2 separate regions of the Homo sapiens genome follow, and region 2 is linked to region 1. A link is a loop called in an ENCODE intact Hi-C map of the cell type or tissue named here. Cell type or tissue: chondrocyte. All regions are shown on one strand. Each heading gives the region's core, and the rest is flanking DNA. Links, peaks and the distances in the headings are about the cores only. Region 1 has its middle 46 kb from the start of LINC01791. Region 2 overlaps LOC124900621 (a long non-coding RNA gene).

Region 1 (2,912 bases), core at 94-2,593:
CTGATATTTCTTGTCTACACTTATACCATGGATATTTCTTGTATACACTTATACCATTGATGTTCTTTGATGTTTCTTGTTTACTTGTATAGCATTGATGTTATTTAAGATTATTTTATGTGCTCTGTGGACAGATGCTTCTAATTTAATGTTTTCATTAAATTCATTTGTGTGATTTACAATTTATGACAGATGATTCTGACTTCCCAGTGAGTGACAGCAATTTTCCTTTTTGAGTAAATTTATTTAAGTAAAGACCTGACTCATATTAAAGAAAAATATGAGTACAGGGTAGTATTGACATGATATAGCGCCACAATTCTGAATGTGGTATCTAAATGACTAATGTCTGGGAAATGCTTGAAACACCTACACTGGAGATGTATAGCCAACCAACCGAATATCTTCATTTTTGTATCAATATTTGGTACCTGCCAACTTTTTAAAAATTTTATTTTAATCCCCTCCTGCTTTGTTACATTTTTGGCAAAGAGGGAATGGTCTATGGATGAGGGTTGAATGCTCGGTTCTTTTTTTTTTTTTTTTTTTTTTTCTGAGACAGAGTCTCGCTCTGTCGCCCAGACTGGAGTGCAGTGACCGGATCTCCGCTCACTGCAAGCTCCGCCTCCCGGGTTCACGCCATTCTCCTGCCTCAGCCTCCCGAGTAGCTGGGACTACAGGCGCCCGCCACCACGCCCGGCTAATTTTTTGTATTTTTAGTAGAGACGGGGTTTCACCGTGTTAGCCAGGATGGTCTCGATTTCCTGGCCTCGTGATCTGCCTGCCTTGGCCTCCCAAAGTGCTGGGATTACAGGCGTGGGCCACCACGCCCGGCCTGCCTGATTCTTTAGGAAATAGGTCTTCAGGACCCCCACACTTAATCCTGGGATGTGAAAGTGATAAGTCTCAGTCAACTTAGGTGCAATGCCTTATCCAGGTATGAATGCAGTCTTTCCCTGAGCTGAATAAAACTCAAGAATCAAAGACTCTGTTCTTGCTTTCTCAATCTGCTGTTGTCTCCACTCAGCTCACTTCCTATGGAAAGGACTCAGGTATGGGGCAGAGTCACTTCCTGCACCACACCATCAGCAAAGCTAGCTCCTCTTGGCTGGCGCAGGCCCTCTGGCTTCCCAGCTATGAGGTCACGCCAGCTGAGAATTCAATGATCTGTCTTAACCACAGTGACTCATGCAGCCTCTGGTTACCCTGCGGCTGGGACCCAGTTCCTGTACAGGAAGACATATTTTAAATGATTACATGAATGACGGAGAGTGCGCAGAGGGCTTTCAAAGATTTGGAACAACCAGCCGGAAGCGCCAAAACTTACCCGGGTTTGTTCAACCTCATTTGGTTTGAGAATTAGAAGGACTGGTCCCGACGGGTGCTCTCTGACTACTGCTAAGAATCTCTCGTCCTTTCTAGCAGTGATGGCCTGGCGGCCACACTCAGCACAAGTTAACGATTCCAAGTGCAGGAAGAAGTAAGGAGTGAGAAATAAGAATAAAATAAAAAATAAAATCCCCCTAAATTGTCGCAATTTGAAAACTTTTCTCAAATCCTCAAAGGAAGATAATTGTCTAAACTCCAGGGGCAGCTCGAGGCTCAGAAGAAAGAGTGTAGACTTATTCTAAAGAGAATGAGAGTGAGGACTGGGCACCAAACGTGCGCTAAGTGCCAGCACGCTCATTCCTTTTATGTAATCTGCTCCTCTCCTCCATTGCGTTTTTTTCTTTTAAATAGACTTTATTTCAGTTTTTGGTTCACAAGAGATACAGAGATTTCCCATATACCTCCTGTTGCTTACACATACATGCAATCACCCCGTTACCAACATCCCCCACCAGGGTGGTACCTTTGTTACAACTGAGGAACCTACATTGACCCATCATCACCACCCAAAGTACATAGCTATGTCAGTGTTCACTCTTGATGTTGTACATTCTATGGGTTTACACAAATGTACAAAGACATGGATCCACCATTATAGTATCCTATAGAGTAGTTTCACTGTCCTAAAATCTTCTGTGCTCTGCCTATTCATCCTTCCCTCCTTACCCCTGGACACCACTGATTTTTTTTTTTTTTTTTTTTTTTTTTTTTTTTTTTGAGACAGAGTCTCGCTCTGTTGCTCAGGCTGGAGTGCAGTGGTGTGATATTGGCACACTGCAACCTCTGCCTCCTAGGTTCAAGCAATTCTCCTGCCTCAGCCTCCTGAGTAGCTGGGACTACAGGTGCATGACGCCACGCCCGGCTAATTTTTTTGTATTTTAGTAGAGACGGGGTTTCACCATGTTGCCCAGGCTGGTCTCAAACTCCTGAGTTCAGGCAATCCACCCGCCTCCGCCTCCCAAAGTGCTAGGATTATAGTCTTGAGCCACCGCACCCAGTCAATCTTTTTACTGTCTCCATAGTTTGCCTTTTCCAGAATGTCGTATGGTTGAAATTGTACCATATATAGCCTTTTCACACTGGCTTCTTTCACTTTATTATAGGCTTTTGAGATTCTCCCATGTCTTTTCATGGCTTGTTAGCTTCTGTCTTTATAGTGCTGAATAATATTCTGTTGTCTGGGTGTACCACATTTTATTTATCCATTTGCCTACTGAAGGCAGTCTTGGGTGCTTTCAAGTGTTAATACTTATGAATAAACCTGCCATAAACACCCATGTGCCTTTTGTGAGACATAAATTTTAATCTCCTTTGGGTAAACATCAAGGAGTGGGATTGCAGGATGGTATGCTAAGAGGATGTTCAGTTTTGTAAGAAGCCACCAAACTGTCTTCCAAGTGGCTGTTCCATTTTGCATTTCCATTGGTACTGAATCAGAGTTCCGGTAACAGAGTTCCCCAGTACTCTTGGAAGCACTGGGAGTTGTCAGTGTTCTCGATTTTGTCTATTTTAACAGGGGTGTA
Region 2 (2,912 bases), core at 172-2,671, 88 kb after region 1:
GCAGGCAATGCGGAAGCACGGTGCACACAAGGATGTCCGGGGAGGGGCAATGCTGGTACTGTGAGGCTGATGGAGCCTTTTTTTCAGTCCTGCTCCCTCTCCATAGCCAGCTCCTCAGGCCACCATCAGATTTTAGGCAGGGCTCAAATGAGGAACTGGTCCATAGTAACACAAAATAACCCAGCTAGAAGGGCCCTTTACAGAGCTCTGTACTTGTCTAGGGGGTGGCAAGCTTTTTCTGTAAAGGGCTAGCCAGCAAATATTCTCCATTTTCTGAGTCATTCTGTCTCTGTTGCAACCGCTTTGCTCTTGCAGCATGACAGCCCCCATACACGATCTGTAAATAAATGGACAAGGCTGGGTTCCAATAAAACTTTATTTAAAAAAGCAGGCTGGCCAGGCACAGTGGCTCACGCCTGTAATCCCAGCACTTTGGGAGGCCGAGGCAGGTGGATCACCTGAGGTCAGGAGTTCAAGACCAGCCTGGCCAACATGGTGAAAACCCATCTCTATTAAAAATACAAAAATTAGCCGGGTGTGGTGGCAGGCATCTGCAATCTCAGCTACTCAGGAGGCTGAGGCAGGAGAATCACTTGAACCCGGGAGGTGGAGGTTCTAGTGAGCCGAGATTGTGCTATTTGCACTCTAGCCTGGGTGACAGAGCGAGACTCCATCTCCAAAAAAAAAAAAAAGCTATAGCATATCAACCCCTGTTCTAATCTAGTCTTCATTTTATAGATAGGGAGACTGAAGTTCACAGAAGCAGAGAAAATTTTCCAAAGTCTCCCAGCCAATGAGTCATGGAGACGGGAGAAGGCCCAAGGATCCCACGGAGCTTGTTTAGTGTAGTTTCCACTGCATCAGGGTAGCACTGCGTGCAATGAGAGACTTTGGCCATTCTTAGATCTTAATGCCAAATTGTACCTGGCTTGCTACCACAGGCTAAAGATTAGAAGGGCTAGAATCAACAGTTAGGTGGTGATCAACTTGGTAGAAAGCGGGTTTGTCACCATGGGCCAGGGTCATGCTTTCACTTCTGGAATTTGGTTACTGCTGGCAACTTTTTGGGAAACAGTTTTGGGAAATTATGTAAAGAGAATTGTAGGGGGTTTAGTAGTGGCCTCCAAAAAGATATGAGCATGTTCCAGAACTTGCAAATGTAACTTCTTTGTTAAAGAGTCTTTGCAGGTGCTTTAAAGTTAAGGATCTCAAGATGAGACCATTCTGGAATATCCAGGTGGATCCTAAATCCAATGACAAGTGTCCCTGTAAGAGACTGAAGAGGAGAGGACACGCTTCTCTGCCTCCGTGGGAGAAGAGGAGAAGGCCCGGCAAAGACGGAGGCAGAGGTTGGAACTCTGCAGTCACAAGCCAGGGAACATGGAAGCCACCAGGAGCTGGAAGAGTCAAGGAAGTGTCCTCCCCTGAAGCCTCTAGAGGGAGCGAAGCCCTGTAGACATTGGCTCATTTTTGGTATTTTCTTTCTTTCTTTTTTTTTTTTTTTTTGGTAAAGATGGGGCTTCACCAGGCTGGTCTCGAACTCCTGATTTCTGACTTCCAGTTCCCAAACCTGTGGGAGAACACATTTATGTTGTCTCTAGCCACCAAGTGCATGGAATTTGTTATGACAGTTACAGGGAAGTAACACGGGAATTTTATTTTAAACCCTACATTTGGCAAAAAAAAAAAAAAAAAAAAATGGGCAAAAGACACAGACAAAAGTGGGCACAGCTTTGTGAGCAAATGGCCATGGCTTTTTGCAAATAAACTTTCTAGTAGGAGAACTTACTGATGCATGAGCCCAGGCAGTGGAAACTGAAGGAAGCAGTCTGGTTGGAGGAAGCAACGTCTCCATCCCAAAATCACCATGTCTCTGAATGAGAGTTCTTTCCACACCCACACATAAGGGGCAAGAACAGTGGAGGGGCCACAGCTGGGCTGCTTCCAGCATCTGCAGGCTTCCCAGGTCCAGGGAAGAGAAGCCAAGGCTGCATGCACTGGACCATGGCGGATCACGGATTGTTGGTTCCCACCGTAGAAAACTTCCAAAGCCTGCAGTAGCCACCTCTAATCGAGTGGTTCTCTCTTGGCACAGCAAAAATGTTCACCATTGAGTACTGGGCATTAGACTCTGGCCCTGGTGCCCTCTGGCAAGTGACACTAAAAATCTCTGAGAGATATAAGAATGAAAATCAGGAGCTTGGTGTGGTGGCTTATGCCTGTAATGCCAGCACTTTGAGAAGCCAAAATGGGAGGATTGCTTGAGGCCATGAGGTCCAGCCTGGGCAACACAGTGAGACCCCATATCTACTAAAAATACACAAATTAGCTGGGCATGGTTGTGCACCTGTAGTCCCAGCTACTCGGGAGGGTGAGGTGGGAGGATCACTTGAGCCCAAGAGGTTGAGCCTGCAGTAAGCAATGATGGTGCCACTGCACTCTAGCCTGGGTGACAGAGCAAGACCCTACTCTAAAAAAAAAAAAAAAAAAAAAAAAAAAAGAATGACATCAAGATATTGTGCATTCCATCACAGGTTGATGGAACTAACTCAGGGAAACAGCAGGAGAAACTAGAAAGTATATGCAAAGCATTTACTCAGCATCAATGGAACAGCTGCCTCCTCTATTCAAAGGCAATCTCTACGATGTCCTCTCTTTGGCCCCTGCCACCCCTACCCAGGCCTTTGCTGTGGTCGTTCTCCTGCTGGGAAGCCTAACCTGTTCCTCCCTTTGTCTCTCAGTGCCATCATTCTTTTTTTTTTTTGAGAAGTAGTCTGGCTCTATCACCCAGGCTGGAGTGCAGTGGTGAGATCTTGGCTCATTGCAACTTCCGAGCTCAAGCAATTCTCATGCTTCAGTCTCCTGAATAGCTGGGACTATAGGCATGTTTCACCATGCCTGGGTAATTTTAT

Evidence for each region. A loop is a pair of places that touch in the nucleus more often than their neighbours do. Peaks named below come from ENCODE experiments on the same cell type or tissue, not always from the same donor. Only the 100,000 strongest peaks of a DNase experiment are listed, where the experiment ranks them.
Region 2: a loop joins it to region 1, with 2.4 times the contacts of the local background. A loop is called at or near these places in 2 of 110 quality-filtered maps.

What each region holds. Positions count from the first base shown.
Region 1 is chr19:31,212,551-31,215,462 of GRCh38, reverse strand. It overlaps a transcript of TSHZ3 not described here. Among named protein-coding and RNA genes, the nearest start is that of LINC01791, 46 kb to the right of the region's middle. In chondrocyte, for the core only: no CTCF peak of the experiment used is centred there; a DNase peak (open chromatin) is centred at 1,183.
Region 2 is chr19:31,124,345-31,127,256 of GRCh38, reverse strand. LOC124900621 (a long non-coding RNA gene) reads right to left here. Exons shown (of 3, transcript XR_935901.2): 3 at 1,508-1,570. It overlaps LOC105372356 (a long non-coding RNA gene), which reads left to right. Exons shown (of 6, transcript XR_935899.3): 6 at 1-672. Among named protein-coding and RNA genes, the nearest start is that of LINC01791, 42 kb to the left of the region's middle. In chondrocyte, for the core only: a CTCF peak has its summit at 1,580; no DNase peak of the experiment used is centred there.